4 separate regions of the Homo sapiens genome follow, and all the other regions are linked to region 1. Evidence: chromatin contacts called from ENCODE Hi-C or POLR2A ChIA-PET data. All regions are on one chromosome and are shown on one strand. Each heading gives the region's core, a stretch centred on a gene start or an enhancer-like site at or near the end of the contact. The rest is flanking DNA. Distances are from core to core; before and after follow the strand shown. Region 1 overlaps LOC105378258 (a long non-coding RNA gene). Region 2 overlaps CAMKK2 (calcium/calmodulin dependent protein kinase kinase 2). Region 3 overlaps SPPL3 (signal peptide peptidase like 3). Region 4 has its middle 21 kb from the start of XLOC_009911.

Region 1 (2,709 bases), core at 84-2,583:
CAGGGCAGAGCTGGGATTTGAACCCCGGGGGTTCCTGAGTGCTCACCTTTGCCATCTTCAGCACCCTGACTTCCTGGTCCAGAATCAGCTCATTATAGAAGAACTGATCCCTCAAGAACTGCTCAGTTCAATGCCCGGCATCCTTCACTTCATCCTTCCAGTCTCCCTGGGGCTGGAGGCTGTTTTACGAAGGCAGACTGGAAGGATGTTTTATGAAGACATCCAGCCTGTCCCCAGGGGTGTCATACAGGTCCTGGAAGCCTGCCATCTCTGTGGGACCAGGAATGAATCGTCTCTGCTTCTGCCCAGCCCTGTAAGGGGCAACTCCCAGCCTTTGTCCAGTAGGCCACAGAACTGCAGAAGGGCAGGGAGATGGTGTGGGTTAGAGAGAGAGTTAGCTGCCCTTTTTCTTTCTTTTTTTTTTTTTTTTTGATACAGAGTCTTGCTCTGTCACCCATGGCGTGATCTCAGCTCACCGCAACCTCTGCCTCCCGGGTTCAAGGGATTCTCCCACCTCAGCCTCCTGTGTAGCTGGGATTACAGGCACCTGACACCACGCCCGGCTAATTTTTGGTATTTTTGGTATTTTTAGTAGAAACGGGGTTTCACCATGTTGGCCAGGCTGGTCTCAAACTCCTGACCTCAGGTGATCTGCCCGCCTTGGGCTCCCAAAGTGCTGGGATTACAGGCGTGAGCCACCGACGGAAGAATCACTAAGCTTACTTTCCTCTTTTTAGGGTGCAGAGAGGGCTAGGGGGCCCTCCAGGCATCAGCTGAGCCTCCCTCTGCTGGGCTGCCTTAGTTCAGCAGCCATCTCTCCTGCCGGCTGAGAATGGAAACTGAAACTGAACTTTGTTTTGTTTGTTTGGGTTTTTTTGTTTTGTTTTGTTTTGTTTTAATTGGAAACAGAAAATTTGCTGAGCTTTGAAAGAGGAATTTTCTCTTTCCATTTGAGGTTGCCAGGAAAAAAGGCTGGAGATGGAGCCAAGTGCCCCTTGGGCTTCCTTGAGAGGAAGGTTCTCAGGCTGGGAGTTTCCCAGGGTGTCCTGGAGCTGGGCTGCCCCCACCTCTCCATCCCCTATTTCCTGCTGCAGGAGCAGACCTTGTCTCCCTACGGGAACTCAGTAGTGTCTGCCCCGGAATCAGAAGGTGCTGGCTCCTTGGGGTGAGGGGATGGGGGCTTGGGCTGAGCCCCGGGAGTCCTGGGGCCTGGGATTGACTCTTTATTTTCTAAAAGCAAAGACATACTCACCCCTTTACTACTTGTTTTGTTGCGTATATTTAGGTCTCCCCTATCCCCTCACCAATAATCCACAGGAAGGAGGTAATCTTTTAAAAAATTGTCTTTAGGGGGCGCTGTTCTCTCAAGAACTTCATTTTGAAGAGCAAACTGACAGTTTGTGGTAGACACATTGGCTTTTAAAGATCTCAACTAGCGACCAGGCGCGGTGGCTCTCGCCTGTAATCCAGCACTTTGGGAGGCCGAGGCGGGAGGATCGCTTGAGGCCAGGAGTTTGAGACCAGCCTGGCTAACATGATGAAACCTCGTCTCTACTAAAAATACAAAAAAATTAGCCAGGCGTGGTGGCAGGCGCCTGTAATCCCAGCTACTTGGGAGGCTGAGGCAGGAAAATCACTTGACCCCAGAGGCGGAGGTTGCAGTGAGCCGAGATGGCATCACTGCACTCCAGCCAGACTGTCTCAAAAAAAAAAAAAAAAAAAAAAAAAAAAAAAAAAAAGGAAAGAAAGTAAATCCCACATTGATACTGTGGAGGCCATAAGTATGCACCTATAGGATGCATTTTAAAAATGCCCTAACAACGCATAAATATGTCACTGAGGTTTGTTAAGAATGTCCAGATTTCCAGCCTGGGCAGCATAGTAAAACTCCATCTCTACAAAATATACAAAAAAATTAGCCGGGCATGTGGCATGTGCCCGTAGCTACTAGGGAGGCTGAAGTGGGAGGATCACCTGAGCCTGGGAAGTCGAGGCTGCAGTGAGCTGTGATCAAACCACTGCACTCCAGCCTGGGCAACAGAATGAGACCCTGTCTAAAAAAAATTAAAAATAAAAATGTCCAGATTCATGACAGCCTGTCTCTCACTCTGCTTAACAGAGTAAAAAATACTGAGCCCTGAAACACAGGCTTAGAAGATTCAAAAATTGCCTTGGAGAGGGAAAACCACTAAGTGGGAGATGCCTGTGAAGAGCTTGAGTTACAAAATCTTTTTGAAAACTGAAAGTGGAAAAGAGTAATATTTGTATATTACCCCATAACATATACAAATGTATAGCTGTATCTAAATAAATTAACGAAATATTGGAAGTGCATATTTGATTTCCCTTAAGCTTATGTAATTAGGGCTATGCCAACATATTTTTATTTTTCATTTATTTTTATGTTTTTCCCCATTGATCCATGTGATTCTCAAACACATTTTTATTTTCTCCCTGGCAAATATTTGTTATTAGTCCATTGGAAAAATTGATTGGATTTGGGGATCACCTTGCATTAGGGCATTTTTGGTATATGTACTCATATTTTAAAAACTGTGAATTCCAATATATATTCTTAATAGGAAACTGCGACATTTTTGTCAATTTTCCTCTCTTCCACAAGATGATGCTCCACACCCACCTAAAACAATCACCATTTGTAGTTCCTAGGATCCTAGTACAGAAGAGACAGAGGGGATCTGCTTAATC
Region 2 (2,709 bases), core at 106-2,605, 180 kb after region 1:
TCAACTTCACACTCCCCTACCTGTGGCTCTGGAAGGAGTCACACTTGAACCTCAACCAAACTTCCCAATATCAGTTGGAAGTCAAAAAGATGAACCCTTTCTTTCTGGACTTTTAGCTACAAAGGGGAACTTCCTGTGCCAAGCCCTGGTTTCCTCATACCCCAACGAGTGCTGTGGGTTTCAACAGTCTTCTCTAAAAGGGTGCCCCAAGGTTATTGTGTGGAGTCTAGGGAAGCTCAGATCCTCAGGATGATCATTTGTGTGTTGGTCCAGTGAAAGCATTTCCCACCTGGCCCTCCAGAAACTGGGTATTTCATTGACCACAACAATCAGCTAGGATTTAAAATGAAAACAAAACCTTAGCAGTCTTTAGAATATACAGGTTATGAACTAGCTAAGCTGCTAATATATATACAGGCGGGCATAGGTTTCATCGGCTCTAACTGATCACATGCCTGAAGCTGTGAAATATATCCTGGAAGCTCTAAATAGTTTCTGAACTACTGTGCTCTAGAGTTCACTCTAGTTAGAGACTTGAAAAATGTTTTTGTTTAATCTTAAGCCATGTAATGTACATGGAAGCATAGGATTTCACCCTGAAGTTTTCGTAATTTGACAAAGAGATTTACCAGAGCTCGGTCAGCTATCTCAGAAACCTGCTTTGAGCAGCTGTCATGAAGAAACACGTTCAGTCTTTCAGGAGAAATGTTTCCCCACCACAGCTGCTGAATACCCTTCCAGGCTTGGAAAATCCCCTTCCAGCAGCACTTATTAAATTTCAAGCCCTTTCTGTTTTCCTGACTACAATTCTACCCATAAAAAATTTAAAAATCCTTCTTACAAATAAGTTGCATCAAAGCTCCCTGCAGCTACTGAGGGCCAGCCCTGCTCTGACTCCTTGAGACCACGGCTCTGGAAGGTGCCATGGTTTCCGGTTTGCACTAGGAGCCACATCTAGCCCCCTACTCCCTCTCAAATGCAGCAACCACCTCCATGGCCTCAGACCGCCGGAGTTTTCTGCTCGCCTTTCCACAGTTGTCAAACCCCACACACAGTCACTTGGTATATCTGACGTGGTTCTGAAAATCACAATGAAGGATTTTTGGCATAAAAACGTTTTAAAAAGCAATTGTCCCAAAATGCACGTGGGTTTGGGTCTGCAACTCCTCACACCCGCCTGTCCAGCCAGCCAGCGGCCACGGTCGACGTCATGGAGTCAAGTCCTTTTTTTTTTTTTGTCCCCTTTAAAACAACAAAGGAAAAAACAAATAACCAGAGATGACGATCGAGGCTCTACACACGTGCTGGGTTTCCGTAGGACATGCTGCTATGGAAACGCGGTGCAGCAGCCCCCCAGAGGCGACGCGGCGCGCATGCGAGGTCGAGCGATCCAGGCAGCTACTCGGGCTCCATGGCCTCCTCCGGCCGCAGTGGATGCATGCGTGCGGGGGAGCCGGGGGCGGGGGCCCAGCAACTTTCCACGCAGGGACTGCCTCTCACAAGAGCACTTCCTCCTCCCCCACGGGGGGCGGGTCGGTGCCCTGGAGGTTGTCTTCGCTGCCTTGCTTCCTGCTCACCGAACAGAAAACCAACATTAAGACTCTGAGAAATGCCAGCGAGGCCCTGAGCCAGCTGCTCCCACATCTGGGCCCCCTGCCCAAGTGGGCCGTCGCGCACCCCCTGGAACGTGATCTACGTAACCCAGTCTTTGAGATCCTCTCCCCTTTTCCTTGCTCACATAAATTTTTCAAAGGAGACTTTGCACGCAGCCCCTCTGTAAATGAAAGACCAGCATCATTTGCCAAAAATAGCAAGGACCCGTACAACAGTTCCAAAACTATGTAACACCAAAATTCACTGCACAAATCCCAAGTAGAAGGCACCCCCCACCCCACGGCGCCTGTCATACCAGGTTTTTAGGTACTTCGATCCCCCACTTAGGCTATGAGCCCTTACAGGGAAGGGACTGTGACGCTTGTCCTCAGTCACCAGATGTTGAGTTCCTTGTGTGTGGGGGTGATCAGAGCCTCCCCTGCCTGGCCTGGCACACAGCTGGCCCTCAAGAAAGGGCAGATGACAACTGCTCCAGGGATCCTCCCGCCTCAGCCCTCCTGCAGCCAGCCCTGAGGGAGGAGCACCTCAGACAGAAGAGGAGGCCCCTTCCCTCTTGGAAGTGGGAGGAGGAGAGCCCTTGTTTCCCTGAAGAGCCCAGGCTGGAGCCGCCGGTGTGACAGCGTGGATGGCGTGACAGGTGCGAGGGGAATCCCCGAGCCTATCCCCTCACCACCATCACACAGCTCCCCTGTTCTTAGGGAGGTCACTGGGCATGCCACATGGGTTACTGTCTGTCCTTCCCCCACAACAATCCGTGTCTCCTGTCCAGGAGGGAGACTGTCCTTACACAAGGGAAAGGAAGCGTGATGTCTGGCTTGCTATGTTTCTGATGGAGAATGTGGGTAAGGTCCCTGGGGAGGGGGGCGCTGTAACTAGACGTTAGGTCAGGCCCTCAGTCTCTGCCCTCGCAGTTGCCTGTTGGTAGGGGTTGGGTCTTACTGCAGACGGCAGGCAGGCCCCCAGTCCAAGACCCCCAGTGCCTGAATCAGCTCTGTGAGCTCCCATGACCAAGGCATCCTACCTGCTGGGGGCTGAGGGCAGGGGATCCCAGGTGAAGAAAGGAAGGGGCAGCATAGCCCTTTGGGGCCAGTCTCC
Region 3 (2,709 bases), core at 56-2,555, 170 kb before region 1:
CCAATTCCGCCCCTACTGGTCCAACTAATTTGGAGCTTAATCACTGCAGACTGCACTCAGTTGGGAACAAACAAAAAAACCCTTATATTAATACTTTGTAATACCAACAAATCAAAGCATTTCAAACTCAACTAAAAGACATTTCTTTCTTAGTAAGGCTAAGGCTTTCAGACACATTTCAAAAATGAAGCTAATGAACAAGTGTCAAAGTATAAAATATTTGGAAATTATCAAAATAATAATGTATACAAAAACTCAACAGAACCACCAAATAAACTGATTAAAAAGATAGTACCACTTACGGTGTTCTTTAATTCCATAATTGTGCACGGGACCTACAACACATAAGTATTTCACATGGCCTTCAAATTCAAACAAATCAGTGAACTCACAAATGGGCCCTGGGTCCATATTATCACAAATGCCAGGGTATAGCATGTAAATTAAGTCATGATCGTTGTTCTCTTGGTCAGAATACCATTTATGGACTCCAACTCAAAAGCATGTGAGTACCACTTAGAATAACTACATGTCCTTAAGGCATCTAATAGTCAGTAATAATGCAATGGTCAAATCCTGTTAAAGTATTTGTATCTAAACATGCAAGTGCCCATAAAAAGTTGTTTTTTTAATCCTCTGTCACTGGAGCACTGATCAGCTATCCCTATCTTCAACCATCCTTGAGGCAATGACCTACAACTATGGTTACTAAGGGATCACAACTCAATTGCCTCCAGGAGCTAGGTAAACAGCATAAATGAGTGAGGTAGAGATTCAGTGTACAGTAAACAGAAAGTGATGGGGACTCAGCCAAATTAGAAAATGTAAGCTGTGAGTAAAGTCATTCAAACATTAAAACTTTTTTTTTTTTTTTTTTTTTTGAGACAGAGTTTTGCTCTTGTTGCCCAGGCTGGAGTGCAATGGCGCGATTTCAGCTCACCGCAACCTCCACCTCCTGGGTTCAAGCAATTCTCCTGCCTCACACTCCTGAGTAGCTGGGATTACAGGCATGTGCCACCATGCCCAGCTAATTTTGTATTTTTAACCTGTCCATGTTGGTCAGGCTGGTCTCGAACTCATGACCTCAGGTGATCTGCCTGTCTCAGCCTCCCCAAGTGCTGGGATTACAGGCGTGAGCCACCACGCCCGGCCAAAAAAAAAAAAAATTTTTTTTTCCAAATTCAGTCCTTCTAGTAATCAACTGACTGACTAGGAGACACAATCTATACAACAGCCCACTCTGAAATCTCCTTGTCTCTAAATTGTCTTAATTACATCTGCTGGCATTTGACACCCAGTCTCTAACACTATAAACTTCTGATGAAAAAGGATGTGGTTTATTCTATTTTAGTTACTATAGCAGAGCCCCAAAAGGCATAAAGTCATTCATTAAACACAGAGATCAAATTCACAACCTTACTCTGTCTAACCAAGTGAGCTGTGTGGTTAGGCAGTACAAGTGGTATATAACTGATACACAACAGGCCAAAGCAGACCTTGAACACCTATAACCATCAGAACAAGGACCAAACGATAACAGTTCCAACAGATTTACTTGCTGAGAACTATAGAATCTGGTACATCTCTAATGAGGAGGGAGGCAATTTTCTTCCTCCTGTGAATTTAACTGCTCGCAACCAAAAATCTGAGCTATGAGGAGCTTCCTCTCTGAAACCCTCTAAACACCCTCTTCCCCACTGAAAGAAAACCCGGCAGTAACAATATAAAACTAAAGAACTAGAAATACAGACTGATCACACACTCATCTGTTTTTCCTAAAGACACACAGATCATACATGTGAGCAAAAATCTAGATCATAAGTATTTACCACCTCTGGAACCGCACTGTTCAATATGGGAGCTGCTAGCCACATGTAGCTACTGAGCACTTGAAATGTGGCTAGTCTGAATTGAGAAGATCTTGTACTAAAAAAAGTTAAAATGTCTCATTAATTTGTATATTGATTACATACCATCAGTGATATAATAATTTTTTTTTTTTTGAGACAGAATTACCCTGTCACCCAGGCTGGAATGCAGTGGCACGATCTCGGCTCACTGCAACCTCTGCCTCCCAGGTTCAAGCAATTCTTGTGCCTCAGCCTCCCACCATCACGCCCGGCTAATTTTTGTATTTTTAGTAGAGATGGGGTTTCACCATACTGGCCAGGCTGGTCTCGAACTCCTGACCTCATGATCCACCCATCTCGGCCTCTCAAAGTGCTGGGATTACAGGCGTGAAATAAGTATTTTTATGTAAATTAGTATCACCTTTTTAAAAAAACTTTTTAATGTGGCTACCAGAAAACTTTACATTACATATATACCATATATTATACTTCTATTGGGCAGTGCAGCTCTAGAAAAGGTAGTATTTTACAACTAACTCCTCCAGTGATTATCCTCCTGGCAAAGAACTGACACATCAAGGCACCCCTCACCGCCACTTCCACCCACCAAACCTTCAGTCATGAAACCACTCCTAGTCCCAAGCTTACTGATGATGCAGCAGGTTGCCAGAGTAATTCGGTTAATCACTTAACCAAAGGGAAGAAACTAGTTTAACAATTATCTGAGGCTAATTTCTTTCTAAATTATTCCAGCACGCAAAAGAAATAAGAAGTAGCCTGAAGAAAAATCTGTGAACCAAAGGTGTACTAAATTTTTGTTCTTGACACAAGATTTTTAGTTGACTAAAACAGAGGTTCA
Region 4 (2,709 bases), core at 142-2,641, 130 kb before region 1:
TTGAACTCCTGAGCTCAAGCAGTCATTCCACCTCAGCCTCCCAAAGTGCTAGGATTATATGTGTGAGCCACCACACCCAGATAAGCTGGACTCTTTGTTCCTGTTTTATATAACATAAAACTAGACCGGGTGCAGTGGCTCATGCGTGGTAATCCCAGCACTTTGGGAGGCTGGAGCGGGCAGATCACTTAAACTCAGGAGTTCAAGACCAGCCTGGGCAACATGGTGAAATCCCGTCTCTATTTAAAAAAATACAAAACAAATTAGCCAGGTGTGGTGGTGTGTGCCTGTAATCCCAGCTACTTGGGAGGTTGAGGCAGGAGAATTGCTTGCACCTGGGAGGCAGAGGTTGCAGTGAGCCGAGATTGCGCCACTGCACTCCAGCCTGGGCGACAGAGTGAGACTCTGTCTCAAAAAACAAAAACAAAACAAAACAAAAACTTGAAACGGACACATAGAGAAGGTAAAGAGATGGTGGAAGGGCAGACAGGTCATAGGTGGATGGTGGGGTTAGGCTTTGAATCCAGGGCCATGTGGTACCCCAGGAAGTGGAAGGGTCTGGGTTTGAGTGACTGAGATGGGGGCACAAAGAGAGGAACTGAGTGGGCATTGAAGGAGGTGATTCTAAGGAAGAAGGAGCAAAGGGTAGCCAGGCACGGTGGCTCATGCTTGTAATCCTAGCATTTTGGGAGGCCAAGGCAGGAGGATCGCTTGAGGCCAGGAGGTTGAGACGAGTCTGGGCACCATAACAAGACCCTGTCTCTACCAAAAAACAGAACAAAACAAAACAAAACCAGATATGGTGGCGCACACCTGTAGTCTCATGTAGTCCCAGCTACTTTGAAGACTGAGACAGGACGATCACTTGAACCTAGGAATTCAAGGCTGGAGTGAGCTATAATCATGCCACTGCATTCCAGCCTGGGCAACAGAGCCAGACGCTGTCTCTACAAAAAATAAAAATATTAGCCGGTGCCATGATAAGTATTTTTTTTTTTTAATTAGCCAGGCATAGTGGCACACGCTGCAGTCCCATCTATGGGAAGGCTGAGGTAGAAGGATCACTTGAGCCCAGGAGGTGAAGACTTCAGTGAGCTATGATTACACCACTGTACTCCAGCCTGGGCGACAAAGTGAGACTCGGTCTCCAAACAAACAAACAAATGGCTGGTGAGTATTTGGGAGGAATCACTGCCCCGTGGCTGTCCCCTTAAGCCAGTGTCTCAGATGCTGCCTCTGAGGTCCAGCCATTCCCTAAGAAATGCTGACATCAAGGTCCACACCTCCTTCCCACAGGAGGAGTTGGAAATGAATCTCAAATTTCACCAAGGCCCCTGCTGGGGGATGGGGGTGGAGGTTGTGCCAGTGATCACAAGTCCCGATTTTCATGAGCGTCTCTGCTCAGATCCTGTCCCAGAGGCCTAGCACTAGGGTAGAATGACAATAGTCTTCCCAGCGTTGCCTGAGATGAGTCATAGGTGACGCCCCTGCCCTACAGCCTGGGCCTACCTGGGCAGGTAGAAGCATGTCTCAAACCCCTCTGGCCGCTGCCAGTGGTTCAGAGGATCCTGTCGTAGTCAGCCTCATTCCCCAACTGAGAAACCCCTGGCGTTGGCTTGACGGGGGAAAAACAGAGCTGATCTGCTATCCTGAGTCAGCTGTTGGGAGAACCTGACTTCTCAGGTGAGACAAGGACCCCCAACAAGGCGAGGCCTGGGAATGCTACCCAAGAAAAGGAAACAGATGTGACCCTTCTGCTCCGAGCTCATTCCATGGTGACTCAAATAACCGAGTCTTCCCTGGCCTCTCAGCTCCAGCACCTCGGCCATTCCCGTATCACTGCTCAGTTTACCTTGACTCATCTGGTTACTTGACTGTTATCTCCCTTGCTACCCTGGAAGCTCTACCCTGTTGCTCCTCGCTGCCCACCTGGCATGGAGCTTGGCACAGAGCTTGGCACAGAGCAGGTGCAGAACTGGTATGGATGAGCTGTGAATATAAAGGGACCCAGTTTACTGGCTCATGCCTGCAATCCCAGCACTTCGGGAGGCCAAGGCAGGCAGATCACTTGAGGCCAGGAATTCAAGACCAGCCTGGCCAACATGGTGAAACCCCATCTCTACTAAAAATACAAAAATTAGCCAGGTGTGGTGGCACACGCCTGTAATTCCAGCTACTAAGGAGGTTGAGGCAGGAGAATCACTTGAACCTGGGAGGCAGAGGTTGCAGTGAGCCGAGATCATGGCATTGCACTCCAGCCTGGGCGACAGTGAGACTCTGTTTCAAAAAAATATATATATATATTATATATAATATATATTATATAATTTATGTATAATATATGTATAATATATAATATATATTATATAATATATGTATAATATATAATATATATTATATAATATGTATAATATATAATATATATTATATAATATGTATAATATATAATATATATTATATAATATATGTATAATATATAATATATATTATATAATATATGTATAATATATATTATATATTATATAATTAATGTATAACATATATTACATAATATATGTATAATATAATATAATATGTATTACATAATATATGTATAATATATAATATATAATATATGTATATTATTAATATATTATATATAATATATGTATATTAATATATTATACATAATATATGTATATTAATATATTATACATAATATATGTATAT

The links. Hi-C counts contacts between places; a loop is a spot of excess contacts on that map. ChIA-PET counts read pairs that join two places held with the same protein, here RNA polymerase II (POLR2A). Pooled maps may share reads with other maps.
Region 2: a pooled map shows a loop between it and region 1 (4-fold over the local background). The contact joins two enhancer-like sites. A Hi-C loop is called at or near these places in 19 of 168 maps with a recorded cell type or tissue (CD4-positive, alpha-beta T cell, CD4-positive, alpha-beta memory T cell, Caco-2 and 16 more), 14 of 37 single-sample maps with no recorded cell type and 24 of 50 pooled maps. POLR2A ChIA-PET finds 5 or more read pairs at or near these places in 5 of 52 experiments (HEK293, Panc1, WTC11 and 2 more).
Region 3: a pooled map shows a loop between it and region 1 (2.6-fold over the local background). The contact joins two enhancer-like sites. A Hi-C loop is called at or near these places in 1 of 50 pooled maps. POLR2A ChIA-PET finds 5 or more read pairs at or near these places in 3 of 52 experiments (A549, OCI-LY7 and activated CD4-positive, alpha-beta T cell).
Region 4: POLR2A ChIA-PET joins it to region 1 with 24 read pairs in activated T-cell. The contact joins two enhancer-like sites. POLR2A ChIA-PET finds 5 or more read pairs at or near these places in 3 of 52 experiments (B cell, Panc1 and activated T-cell).

The regions. Positions count from the first base shown.
Region 1 is chr12:121,059,403-121,062,111 of GRCh38, forward strand. LOC105378258 (a long non-coding RNA gene) reads right to left here. Exons shown (of 4, transcript XR_007063492.1): 4 at 1-354. It also overlaps the pseudogene OASL2P. Among named protein-coding and RNA genes, the nearest start is that of OASL, 22 kb to the left of the region's middle. RefSeq lists enhancers at 600-689, 810-979, 1,000-1,179. Within about 2 kb of position 1,334, at least 20 of the 41 ENCODE cell types and tissues checked have a DNase peak (open chromatin) inside an H3K27ac peak, as active enhancers do; they include CD4-positive, alpha-beta T cell, heart left ventricle and spleen, where a contact is called at or near this core.
Region 2 is chr12:121,239,301-121,242,009 of GRCh38, forward strand. It overlaps CAMKK2 (calcium/calmodulin dependent protein kinase kinase 2), which reads right to left. Exons shown (of 17, transcript NM_001270485.2): 17 at 1-1,569. The coding sequence ends at 1,399. Among named protein-coding and RNA genes, the nearest start is that of P2RX4, 31 kb to the left of the region's middle. RefSeq lists a silencer at 1,466-1,545. Within about 2 kb of position 1,356, at least 24 of the 41 ENCODE cell types and tissues checked have a DNase peak (open chromatin) inside an H3K27ac peak, as active enhancers do; they include CD4-positive, alpha-beta T cell, heart left ventricle and spleen, where a contact is called at or near this core.
Region 3 is chr12:120,884,991-120,887,699 of GRCh38, forward strand. The region is part of intron 1 of SPPL3 (signal peptide peptidase like 3); the gene reads right to left. Among named protein-coding and RNA genes, the nearest start is that of SPPL3, 18 kb to the right of the region's middle. Within about 2 kb of position 1,306, at least 5 of the 41 ENCODE cell types and tissues checked have a DNase peak (open chromatin) inside an H3K27ac peak, as active enhancers do.
Region 4 is chr12:120,924,545-120,927,253 of GRCh38, forward strand. No RefSeq gene overlaps it. Among named protein-coding and RNA genes, the nearest start is that of XLOC_009911, 21 kb to the left of the region's middle. RefSeq lists enhancers at 523-1,722, 1,688-2,237. Within about 2 kb of position 1,392, at least 6 of the 41 ENCODE cell types and tissues checked have a DNase peak (open chromatin) inside an H3K27ac peak, as active enhancers do.